Linked DNA regions of Mus musculus: region 2 is linked to region 1. The links are chromatin contacts, found by Hi-C or POLR2A ChIA-PET in ENCODE. All regions are on one chromosome and are shown on one strand. Each heading gives the region's core, a stretch centred on a gene start or an enhancer-like site at or near the end of the contact. The rest is flanking DNA. Distances are from core to core; before and after follow the strand shown. Region 1 overlaps Glipr2 (GLI pathogenesis-related 2). Region 2 overlaps Clta (clathrin, light polypeptide (Lca)).

Region 1 (6,350 bases), core at 2,199-4,698:
GGATGATGGGGGAGGGGTCGGAGTGAGGAGGAAAACTCCCCCTTTCAGTTTCTCGGGTGTTTTGAGTCAGACACACATTCCTTCCTAGCTTGTCCTGGGCTCAGGAGGGGTCTGAGTCACTTCTGAGAAAAGACAAGGGGTAGGGGTGGGGGCAGCAAATGGGTCAGAAGGACCTCAGAGCCCAGAAAAGCTGGAAAGACTTTAATAAGATAAATGTTTGCTGCTCAGGGCTGGAGAAAGGGCTCTTCCTTAGTCTGGTGCAAAAAGGTTTGCCCAGCAGCTCTGTAACCTCCCCGGCTCCCTCAAGGGTGGCGTGAGGGAGGGATAGGGCTCACTGGCTGGCCAGTCTAGTTAAATTGCAGAACTCCAGACACAGCGAGAAGCCCTGTCTCAAAAAATGAGGTGGAGAGAAACTGAGGAGGACATTAGACATCAACCTCTGGTCTCCTTATGCACACTCATGTATCTATACACGTGTATATACACACATACACACAGATGCTCACACACACACACACACACACACGAGCATCTTCATGTGGACACACATGCATTTATATGAGCACACACGTGTGTATCTGCATGCACAAACACATGTATCTGTATACACATCAGAGAGTGAGCTCGCGAGCACACACACACACACACACACACACACACACACACACACACACACACACGGCCTATAAGAAAGGTGATCTTGGGCTGGTGAGATGGCTCAGTGGGTAAGAGCACCCGACTGCTCTTCTGAAGGTCTGGAGTTCAAATCCCAGCAACCACATGGTGGCTCACAACCATCTGTAACAAGATCTGACGCCCTCTTCTGGAGTGTCTGAAGACAGCTATAGTGTACTTACATATAATAAATAAATAAATAAATAAATAAATAAATAAATGTTTAAAAAAAAAGAAAGGTGATCTTCCCTGTTTCTGAATCGACAGCGCCCAGAAGCACCAGAGAGGTTCCCACCATGTCCTTGGATAGGGTAAAAAGAATGACTCAAGTTCCCACAACACACAAACAGCAGAGCCAAGAGCCTGCGTTTTTCTGAATCTTCTTAGACTCACCTGAGCCACAGCCCACAATGCAAGGGAAGCCCCAGTCCTGAGAAATGGGGAGAAGCAGTGCATGTGTGCGTGCGTGCGTGCGTGCGTGCATGCGTGTGTGTGCATATGTGTGTGTGTGTGTCTGTCTGTCTGTGCGTGCGTGTCTGTCTGTCTGTCTGTCTGTGTCTGTGTGTGCGCATGTGCATGTGTGTCTGTAGAGGCGGGAGGTGAGGACAAGCCTGACCCTTTCTGAACTGTCCCCAGGGAGCCACAGCAGTGTCACTAGGAGAGCAGCTGAGGCAGCAGAGGCGGCAGAGGCAGGATGAGCAGGTTGGTCATATATGCTCAAATATCAGCTCAAGAATGAAACACTGCTGGTACACACCCAACTTTGAGCTGGCTGGGCATGTGGTGTCTGGGGTCAGGATGAAGAAAGGCTACAGGTCTGGGATGGTGGTGGTGGGGGTGAGGTGGGCAGGTGCTGGGAAGGGAAAGCTTTCTGTTCTGGGCAGAGTTAAACCAGAGAAGTAGGCTGAACCAATGCAGGAGGGGGAGCGCCAACTTTCCGAAGGGAGGCAGACCGTGTTGACTGACATTTAGCCCAGGCCCCTCCACTCACCAGTCCCTGAAGTGAAACCAGGCTGCTGGAAGTTGTAGCTCTTGATTTCGCTGTACCACCTATCGGCCACATCCTTTCCTGTACAGAAAAGACACGTGAGAGCTCAGCAATAAAATCTATACACCCCTCCCTCTGGCTTCTTCCCCCAACCCCAAACCCCCATTCCACACTGGATATCTGACAAAGCCTTGGCGAGGTGAAACATTAGGGTCACTCCCTGCAGAGTCCTGAGGACTCAGGAAGAAGGCACCCAGTGCCTTCTCTGGGTGGGTTGAGCACTGGGGTCAAGAGTCCGCAGATGAGGTGGCCTACATCCTGCCACTGAGCCACTGTGGCTTCTAGACAAGGTGTTCCCTGCTCTGGACCTCTGCAGCAGAAGGTCGGACTCAGTGAAACCCAAGGATCTTCTAGCCATGTTTTGAATTTCGGGGAGCCTGTCCTCATCCCACCTGGGGTCCGTTTCTAAAATACCCATAGGAATAAAGGGAGCTGAGCCAGTAGGCCAAGGGGCCTTCATCTCGAGCATCCACTGTCAGCGTGGCATAAGGAAGCATCTCCTAGGATCTGTTGATCTCAGAGCCATAGCTCCAATCAGGACATAGATGTCAAGATGTCACCCTGGTGGCCAATGAAAAAACGCTGAGGCCTGGGTCCGTTTTGAGATCAGTTGTATTGATTTCTCTAGAGGAGAGACCCAGGGGTTGGGAAGTATTCTAAACTCTCCAAAAGATTCTAGCATGTAACTATGAGATACTTAAACTTAAATTTGGGTCAGAGAGAGAGAGAGAGAGAGAGAGAGAGAGAGAGAGAGAGTACTGGCTTGATCATGATGCTCTGAGATCCAGCATAAGGTCAGACTGGATAGAGCAGCACCCCGGGGCTCCTATCAAGTCTGCATCCACCCAGCACCCTTCTCCCAGTCAGGAGACGCTGAGCCTGGGCCCGGAGTCTGTAGGCTGAGGAAGAGGCTCAGAGGCCCCACCATCAGCTGCCTTCCAAGCACGTAGCTTTTGGGGAGAGGACAGCTGGTGTGGGGGTGGGGCAGGTGGGGGAGGGGATGATGCTAGGGAAGCCAGGCACTTGGGGAATCCCCTTGGGAGCTCCCAGGAATGTGAGGCTGGGGAGGGAAAGGAGTCATTCTCTTCTGGGCTTTGGAGAAAGCCCCAGAGATAGTGACAGCTCTTACTATTTTCCTAAAAAGCTACCTCAGGGCTGCAGGAGATAGAGATTCAAGAATGTCTGTCCAGTGGGGGTGGGGGTCATTCCCTCCCAGGCCCTGGGCAGAAAAATCATTTCTATTTTCCTTTCCTTTCCTTTCCTTTCCTTTTCTTTCCTTTCCTTTCCTTTCCTTTTCTTTCTTTCTCTCTCTCTTTCTCTTTCTCTCTCTCTTTCTTTCTTTCTTTCTTTCTTTCTTTCTTTCTTTCTTTCTTTCTTTCTTTCTCTCCTTCCTTCCTTCTCTCTTTCTTTCTTTCTTTCTTTCTTTCTTTTTTTTTTAAAGAAAAGAAAAAAATGCTCAATTCTTTTTTTTTCTTTCTGATTATGAAAGCAATACATTTACAGGGCAAAAATAAATAATTTAGCAAAGCACGGGACGCTCCGGTGCCCGCAGCCGGCTGAAGTAATACAGATGCTGCAGTCTCCAGCGCCCGCGCCTCTGACTTGTACTTCTGCACCCGAGCTGTCTCCTCTGACTCATCTCTCTTCAGGCTCCCAGCCTACTGGCTGTGGGGCAGCTACTGAGGTCAGCCCAGGAACAGATGCAGAGAATTCAGGGGTTTTCTTTCCCTTCCTGGGCCTGTGGCTCTACCATCATTGAACTGTGAAGGGCAGTGCCAGGAGGAGCGCCCAGAGGCCTCATCTTAGATCTAGCAGAGCAGAGCGGGGAGGAGCTGAGTGTCCTACCTGTCTGATCATAGGACGCCCACGCAAGGTTCTCTCCACACTGGCCACGACTGGACTCTGGGCTGTGCTTGAGAATTCTCGTGCTGGCCAGGGCCTCCGAATACCTGCATAATGTATCTCCTCAGAGCAGGCCCCGCCCGGGGACACCCCCACCTCCATCCCTGACACACACACCATCCAACATCCAACGTCTGAGATTTGTACTGCTGAGCCTCCTTCCCTATCTGGGTTCACCAGAGGGATAACAGAAACACAGGTCTTGTATAGCCTGGGCCTCCCAACCATCCCATTTTTAGAAGATTGAGCAAAGGGGCCTGCCTGGGCCAGCAAAAGAGTAGGTCCTTAAGTCTGGCTATATCTGAGACCCCATCACATCCCTTCAACCACCCAGGGGCCCTCATGACTGCAGAAGCAGCTCCACAAAGGGCCCGAGCCAATGGCTGCTGGGAACTCACTGCTGGGCTTCCCGGTTGAGCTTCTTACAAAGCTTCAGGGGCGGGACACCGTGCTGGGCCCGGTACTCGTTGTGGGCCTTCAGGACCTCGTTATTAAACTGTTTGGAAGCTGGAATGACAGAGGAACGAACAACAGCTCATTGTAGAGGGGAGACCACCAGAGGTCTATTGGCACACGTCAGGACACAGAGACAGCCGGCCCCTCCCTTCCTCTTCATCCTGCTCACACCAGCCCTGTTCCACACCAGTGTTCATTCTGCCTCTATGACCACCATCACCCTCTTCAGAGCTCTGTGACCACCATCACCCTCTGCAGATAGATTAGGATCTTCTGGGCTGTGATGGGGACCTGAATCTTTATCTGAGGCCATGGGAGACGACTGAACAAAAGCAGGGGACTACACAGATTCAGAAAGCTGCTGCTGGCTGCTGAGGGGCACTGAGGAAGGAGCAGAGCTGGTCAGACATTGCTAGAGGAAAATGTCTGAAGGTGGCTGGATACCTCAGACTAGACCAATGGAGTCTGGGGAGAGCTGGGGTTGGGAGCTCAGGGAGAAGGAAGGAGCTTAGCTAGGGTGGGTGGTACCATATTGGACCAGTGAATACAAGAGGCATGGGTGGATGGAGAAAGGGAGACAGGGAGACACAGACAGGAGAGAGAGAGAGGGAGAGCGAATGAGATGGGGGGAGAGACAGGAGAAAGAGTCAGAGAGACAGAGAGAGGAGAGAGGGAGAGAGAGGAGAGAGAGAGAGAAAGAGAGAGAGAGAGAGAGAGAGAGAAAGAGAGAGAGAAACAAGGAGGAGAGAGAGGAGAGATAGAGTCAGAGAGCCAGAGAGAGGAGACAGAGAAAGGAGAGAGAGAGACAAAGAGGAGAGAGAGAAGAGACAGAGAGAGAGAGAGAGAGAGAGAGAGAGAGAATGAGATAGTACTAACTAAGAGGCTCAATGGCAGCAGCCTTGAGGGATGGACTGAGAGTTTAGGGAAGAGGACACCGTGGTCACATGAAAGGAGGACAGAATCAGCCGGGTGGGGCTGTGGAGAGGGAAGAGCCTGTGCCCACCTGGATTATGAATTCAGCAAAGTTAACATCCAGAGGACTGGGGTTAGGGAAACGGGATGGAGCACTGGAAGATCAAGAGTGGACAAAACCCACACCACTTCCAATCTGAGGCAACCCCATCCTTCCGGGATCTTTCCTCTCTTCAAGGCTTATCCCAACCCATCCATCAGTCCCTCCAACAAACTACCACACACCAAGCATCCATCCGCTTTCCATCTTTCCAGCATCAGCATCTGTACATTCATTCCTCCACTGCCAACGCCTACCCATCCACCAACTCCTCACAGATGCACAACCCACCCGAGGACTGATCATCAATTCAGTCCAATGCAAGTCTACTCAACTGCTCCCTGAGCACTGTCCCCCACAACGTAGACAGAGAATGGTGACGGTCATGTAAAGCAAACTAGTAATGATGCAAGAGGAACCTGGAGCAAAATGGCCAGAATAAGATCACACACCATGAACAGCCTTGGGAACTTAGGAATCCAACCCCCTCTGGAGACCTGGGGTGCAGGGCAGGTCTATGAGTGAGCACCAGACTGGTCCCTTCTGCTAGGAGCAGGGTAGGAAGGCTACAGTCATGAAGGGCGTGTTTAGTGTTAGCTGCAAGCAGAAAGGAGGAAGAAACGAAGGTCATGGTTGGTGATCATGGCATCCTAGGACTTTCAGACAAGTTACAGAGGAGGTAGACTGCCCTTGAGGGCTGTAGGGTCCAACAAGGCTGGGTAGGAGATCCAGGCTCAGGAGCAGGTGGTGGGGCAGGGTTGGAAGGGGCTCTGAACCTATTTGTGAGTTGGGTGGGGATGTGAAGAGAAGGCAACATGGTAACAGTGCAGAGGGTGGAGCCACACCCAGAAATCCTCACATCCTGGGGTCAGAGAAGGTCCACACCCTTTTGAGAAGAAAGACAGAGATCAGGTGTCCTGAGGTAAGAGGAAACAGAAGGTGTTTAAAAAGTGTAGAATTTGCAAAGTGGAAAGATCTTGGAGCTGCCTCCACGGGCAGTGTGAATCCATCTGACAGGAGGCGGGAGTGGGGTAATGGGAAGGAGGGCAACTCCTGGATACAAGTCACAAGCTGGGTCTCTTGCAGTGAGCTAAGGAGCCAGCGGGAAGATGTGGTAACCAGAACCGCAGGCCCCTAGGCCAAGGGTGCTCCACCCTGCCTTGCACAAGAGGCAGAGAAGAGAGAGCCAGAAGTGTGTGCAGGAGGCTAGAAGTGGGGTCCTGTGAGAGTAAACATGCCCCGGGCTCTTTATCCTGG
Region 2 (6,350 bases), core at 2,468-4,967, 61 kb before region 1:
TGCGCACTTCCTAGAGCTGACACGAAGGTCTCTCAGGCGGTCTCTGGGCGAGCTTGCGTTTCCTTGATACACGGTGGCTTCAGAGCAGAAGAGCTTCTTGAAAAGTGGCTCGGGGTTACAGGCAGAGATGTAACACGCCAGCGGGGTTACAGGCAGAGCTGAAACACGCCAGCGGGGTTACAGGTAGTGATGTAACATGCCAGCTGTGCTGCCCTTTATGATCTAGCCTTGGAACTCACAGCCATCACTTTGTCCTCTAGTTTATTTCATCTGGATAATATCAAAATTTAAAACTGTCACATATCCAAGCAAACCCCAGAAACGGCATGTAGCCAGTACCAAAACCAAGGGCCATGTTCTGGGGCCACGGAGGTTCGTGGGGAGGAGTAAGGCCTTATGGAGAGGCCTTTAACCTGGTTCTTAAATTTGACCCCTATTTCAGAAGGTAAAGAGAGTGGCTGATAGGCTAATAGCAGGTTCCATGCATGGCACCCAAGACCCTAGACTCACTCTCTAGTATCTCAACCCCCAAACACCAGACATATGGAGTTACTATAGTTTAGAACGGTGGACACTCAGTGGCTGTGTCTTCTCAGCCCCAGAAATCAATGAGAATCACTCACCCCTTTAAACCTGTCCCCCAAGCTGCAAGACCATTTTCAGATCAATTAAAGATGCTTCATGTATACATTGTTTGAAACAGAAATTTATTCTCAGAATAATGCACAAAAGCACAGGTTGAGGCTACTGTCGGGAGCTCCTCTCCCTTCCTCTTCCTCTCTCGTCTCTGAATGCCAGGGAGAACACAGTTGAAGGAAACATGCAATCACAAACAATGATCAACTCTAAAGACAAAAGGTTTGGTCCAAAAGAACTCAACATAATTAATCCAATTACGTGAACAGCTTCACTGAGTAGGATTAAGATATTGTAGACGTAGTGTTTCCACAGGGTGGCTCTTCAGTGCACCAGGGGGGCCTGCTTCAGGGAGATGAGGACTGAGCGCATGCGAGAGACATCTTTGGCCTGTTTGCTGGACTTGGGGTTAAAGTCACACAGGCGGGCCACCCGCTCCCACTCAGTGCCTGGGGATGACTCGTCAATGTCGTTTACAAAGGCTTCTTCTGCTGCCCTGGAAGCAATAACACAATATGTTGGTTTAATGTAAAAAAAAAAAAAAACAAACAAAAAAACCCTTTGAGCAATCTGGTGGCTGTCTTGCTATAACTTGCTACAAAGTAAGTGACTTTTGACTTAGTGGCATTCTGGTTTTCCAGAGAGTATTGGCCCCTAGCTCAGGCCACAAGCAAGGGCAGATGTGCCCAGCTCTCCTAGATACAGGTACCCAGGCTGCTCTGTGAAATGGCGGAGTACAGGTTTGGTTCAGGGCTTGGTCTGTCTCTATGGCTGGCTTTGCTCATCAGAGCATGAAAAATCAACTCCTTGGCCAACTACAAACTGCTTTTCTGAACAAGAACTAAGCAGCAGGCTGATCAAGGGCTTGCAGAGTAGCTTGTGCTGGGCCATACTGAGGTTCAAGGGAATTAAGACTTCTAAAAAGCCCTCGGGTCACTGCATCATAGCCTCAAACTCACTCCTAAGGCTGGAGAGAAACAGGGCAGAGCAGAAGGTATTCAAGACCAAGCACCCATGCTAGCAGGCACCACACTGAAGCCATTCTGGAAGGGGTTGTTAGGACATTCACCAGCTCAGCCAACAGTCTGCCATTTTCTCTCCAGTCAGGTATCTGGTGCCACTCAGGGAAGATCCTGGCAGGAGAGCTAATGTGAGCTGCTTTTTGGCAGGATGCCACTCCAACACTCTTTCACATGGGGATCAGCCTGCCCTGTGGGAACTAACTGGCTGGAGCAACAGCCCAAAGGCACGTGGGAGAAGTGGGAAAGACACGATGGACTTCAGCTACTCCAACAAGCATCACGGGCAAAGCAAAAGCAATGGAGATGACCGGTCTGTGGGGACAGAGGGTGGCACTATCACAGGGATGGCCGTGGCAAACACTGCTGAAGCCCAGAGCCACTACAACACTGCGACTTCATGGCACACACAGTTAGGGGCAGTGAGAAAGGTTTACTTAACTGTTCTAGGCTGTAGCAAGGATGGTTTATGTTTGTGCTTAAAGGTGAAGAGAAGAAAAGAAACAAGGAGAAACTTTAGGTCAGATATAGAAAATGAGAATGGCTCAATGCAGATGGTCAGTAAGCTAGACATGCCCTTGCCGGTCTTTCTTGGCCTGGGAGCGTGCAGCTGCCTTTGGCGGGCCACCCTGCTGTCCAGCAAACCCAGACTCAACTTTTCCAGTCTCCATTTCTCTACTCCAGAGAATGTGTAAAAGTCAAAGCCAACACCACCTGTAAGTCCAGCATTTCACAAGTTTCACTGCAAACTCACCCGGGGCCCAGGAAACCCAGTTCTGCCGTCTAATGAGGTGGCCATCCCAGGGTCATGGGCCCCAAGAGACTCTGTCTACCACCTTCCCCAAGTAGTTGTTCTTTTTCCTTCCTAGTTCTGTCATAAAAAGGAAGCAGGACTATTTCCAAGTCCTCAGCAATACTAAGGTCACTAACAAGGATCTTTATTAAAAACAAAAAAGCTTTGCTAGAAAAGGTAGTTTTCTGGGGGAGAAAACTGCGGCAGTTTACTGGACAGTTTTGAGTATCTTGACTTCACAACTAGGGAGGCTCTGTGCTGGGGAAGAGGGCAGGGCACCAGAAGCTAGCCACTAAAATAGCAATTTCTGCTATCTAAGACCAGGGAAACAGTGTCAGATACCCACACTGCCTGACTGAATGACACTTCATGTTCTTTAAGGATCAGGAATTGGCAAGGCAGAGCCTCCACCTCCTGCTCCCCGGCTCTGACTCTGGTAATATTGTGCTGCAGACCATGGCCCCAACATCTTAGGTCACCGCAGGCTCCGCAGGGGCAGACAGGCAGGCAGCAGGGCCTGGAAGCTGGCAGCACCAGCAAGTGGTCAGACCCAACTAAGCCCAAAAAAACCCTTCCCAGAGAGACCATTGAAGCTTGCTTCCCTCCAGGACCTCCAGTATGCAAATGGCCACAGGGAGAGCAGGGAGTGACAGTTGTGCAAGATTAGCAACAGTCATATCTAGCTTATCAACTCTCAAGCAGCCCCACAGAGCCAATGTGAAAGATTTAAAAAGCAAAGCAACTTGTGACAAAAAGGAGCATTAACTCTAAACAGAAAGAATCAAAACAAGAAAAGGAATTAGTTTTGCAACATACACATAACCAATCAGGTCAGCGAAGGGTTGTTTGTAGAAAGCTTCGTCTGCCACCCTAGACAGCAAGAAGTCCAAAGGCAGGCAAGCAGGCAGGAAAAAAGAGAGAACATTGAGAAGCAGAAAACATCTAAACCCCACAGTATTGCACCTGACAGTCCCCAGGGAACTGCTCCCCGGGCTCCGTCTGACCCAGGGCCTTCCAGCGGTGGGCACTCCAGTGCACAGAGAGGGGCATCTTGGAAACTGGCCTTCCTGGTGCCCGCCACAGGAGAGCACTGCAGCGTCAGCTTTGGGCTTCACCGGCGACAGCCTTTAGTAAGCACTCTGTTATGGGCTACATGCCATTCCACACACGGCAACCGTTAGTCAGCACCGTTGCTGACGGTGTCCTCGCCTTCCTCCCAGGCAAGGTGACTGAGGCTCAGCGATGAAGACTTGGTCAGCCGGTGGCAGTGTGGATCGCAGTGCACGTGTTTTCCTCACTACACACTAACGTTTGCCAGCTCAGGGTGCCATGCTGACTTTCTGTCAGCCTCAGGAATTATCACTGGGTATGACCACTGCCAGCCAACAGATGGGCACAGCCCCAAAGATTTAATCCCAAATCTTGGACCCAACCATTGCTTTCCCACACTTGCTTGGTGGAACAAAAAACCTGTGGCTGTTGCACAGTGCGCCTTAGACGTAGAAGAGGCTGGGGTAAGTGCTCTGGGGAAATGGAAGCTAGTTTGGGCCCCAGGGTTCCGTGTCTGCTCAGGAAGCCAGGGCAGTTTCTAAACACATGCCAGTCTGGGCTTTTGACAAAGTGTAGCTTAAAATCCTGACCTCACCAAGTCCTTATATACTCGAGGGCGGGAGGCAGGTGGGGTGGGAATGTGCAGGACCCAACTAACCAGGGCACAGGCACACTGGGAATGACCCTGCCAAACCTCAGCTTGTTCTTTGCTATATTGTTTTAGGATTTAAACAAACAAACAAACAAACAGGAAAATTTTGTTTTGTGAGATAGGATCTCACTTTGTAGTCCTGGCCTCCCAAAATTGAGGCGGCAGACATTGGCTGGAAGGCCATTTAAAGGACAATCAGGTCACTCATCAGTTTACACACACATTTATCTGAAAGCAAATTCTAGTAACATATATTCCAGTTTCTATTTATTTCATTTTGATACGGGGCCTCATGTAGCCCAGGCTAGCCTTAAACTTGACAGGTAACCGAGGATGCCCTTGATGTTCTAGGTCTCCTACTCTCGTTCCCAATCTTAGGAATGCGGGGATGGCGAGGATCCCCTTCAGGCAGTGCTGCGGACCAAGCCCAGGGCCTCACACAGGCCATGCAATCACGACTAACTGACCTAGACCTCCGGCGGTTTTAGTTTACTTTTAAAATACACACATACCCTTCATTCTTTCCTAATTCTCTACACAGAGGATATCTGTGGAAACGGAAAGAAAGCAAAAGGAGCAGCCTGGTTGTAACTCAGGGAAACAAGCTGCGGGTGAGTCAGTCAGGCGAGTGGGAGGCACAGAAGGGCAGGCAGCTCTACACCCTAATCCCTTTAGTTTACAGAAGGCTTAGCCTAATCCATTTATGCTGCTTTGCTCTCACTGGGGGAGAAGAAAGGTCTGCAGCCTCCCCTCAGGGCATCACTCACAACAAAGGCCTTGGTGAGGCCCTGCCTCTTCACTACTAGCCCCAAGAATAAAGAGCTTGTCTCTAAGACAAGCAGGGCCTCTGACAGACAAAATTAGAGACACTAGCGCACAGGCGCCCCACCTGTCTGCTCTCCTCCCAGGGTAAGGCCGACCTGGAATCAGCACCTGTCAGGGCTTAGGGAAGCCTGAAACGGGGAGAGGAATGCCTGACCAAAGGCCTAAAATAACAATTCAGAACTCCATTCTATAAATAGCTCTACAGTGGGCATGGAAAAAGAAGTCTACCACTGCTAAGAATAGTGGATTTAATTCCTCAAGTGGTTTTGGTTAGAGCTGAAAGTCCTAACACAAGAGACCTCTAACAAGGGGAATGTTTCTCTTCTTGCTTGGGAAGGGAGATGCTGCAGAGTTGTCCCCCAAGCATGAACTGCAGGAGACTTCCACTGTTCTGAGTCTCTGAAAAGGGAATTCTTTCTCATAGGCCACAACTGAATGATTCACTCTCTGGTGCAACAACAGGTAGGCCCTAACTTGGGGTAAAAGATAAGGTTTGGCATAGACAACACAGTACCGGCTACATAGGAACCAAACACCACCACCGCGTTGCCCCCACCCTTCTGCTGACTCCTCCTCACCTCACTCAGGAAGACCTGGCCTGGATGTGCTCCCAAGTGGTGAAGGGTTTTGTTTTATTTCAGAATAGGTCTCTATGTTCCAGGTTAGCCTCCTTTCTGTCTCAGCCTTCAGAGTATCCAATTATAGTAGTGTGGTACCACCAATGGCTTGGCTGATACCCCTCCTTCCCTATGTCATTTTGAGGATTTAACACAAAGTCCTGCATCACAGAACTTCATTCCTAGCACCTCAAATGATTTATAAATTCTCCTAACCACCATCCTCTAAAGAAATCACTCGAAGACAGGCAGTGGTAGTACAGGCCTTTAATTCCAGCACTTGGGAGGCAGAGGCAGGAGGATCTCTCTGAGTTTGATGCCAGCCACCAGGATTACACAGAAAAGACTGTATCAAAATAAAACAACAAAAACAAAAAACAAAATCTACAGGATTAAAGAGTAGAAAACGTATCTTCTGTCCTAGGATGTGGGGATGGTGGTTAGCATACCCTAACCTTATGCACTCAGACCTGAGCTGTGAGCAGCTTTTATAAGGCAGACTCAGCTGGTTTCCGACATCGACGTGTTAACACTCCATAAGAAATCTCTTCTCTGTGAAACTAGGGAGGTCGGGCAGTTGTGGCGCACACCTTTAACCCCAGCACCTGGGAGGCAGAGGCAGGCCAGCCTGGTCTACAGAGTGAGTTCCAGGACTATACAGAGTAACCCTGTCTCAACCCCCCCCCCAAAAAAAATCAGAAACTAGGGAGGATCAGGCAACTCAACATTCTACAATTCCGAGTAAACTAAAGTACTGC

What was found. Hi-C counts contacts between places; a loop is a spot of excess contacts on that map. ChIA-PET counts read pairs that join two places held with the same protein, here RNA polymerase II (POLR2A).
Region 2: POLR2A ChIA-PET joins it to region 1 with 17 read pairs in Patski. The contact joins two enhancer-like sites. A Hi-C loop is called at or near these places in 1 of 37 maps with a recorded cell type or tissue (v-Abl transformed pro-B cells). POLR2A ChIA-PET finds 5 or more read pairs at or near these places in 4 of 5 experiments (Patski and embryonic stem cell).

What each region holds. Positions count from the first base shown.
Region 1 is chr4:43,965,894-43,972,243 of GRCm38, reverse strand. Glipr2 (GLI pathogenesis-related 2) reads right to left here. Exons shown (of 5, transcript NM_027450.3): 2 at 4,024-4,132; 3 at 3,569-3,672; 4 at 1,667-1,744. Among named protein-coding and RNA genes, the nearest start is that of Gm30377, 5.4 kb to the right of the region's middle. Within about 2 kb of position 3,448, at least 1 of the 3 ENCODE cell types and tissues checked has a DNase peak (open chromatin) inside an H3K27ac peak, as active enhancers do.
Region 2 is chr4:44,027,183-44,033,532 of GRCm38, reverse strand. Clta (clathrin, light polypeptide (Lca)) reads right to left here. Exons shown (of 6, transcript NM_001080384.3): 6 at 687-1,132. The coding sequence ends at 961. Among named protein-coding and RNA genes, the nearest start is that of Clta, 26 kb to the right of the region's middle. Within about 2 kb of position 3,717, at least 1 of the 3 ENCODE cell types and tissues checked has a DNase peak (open chromatin) inside an H3K27ac peak, as active enhancers do.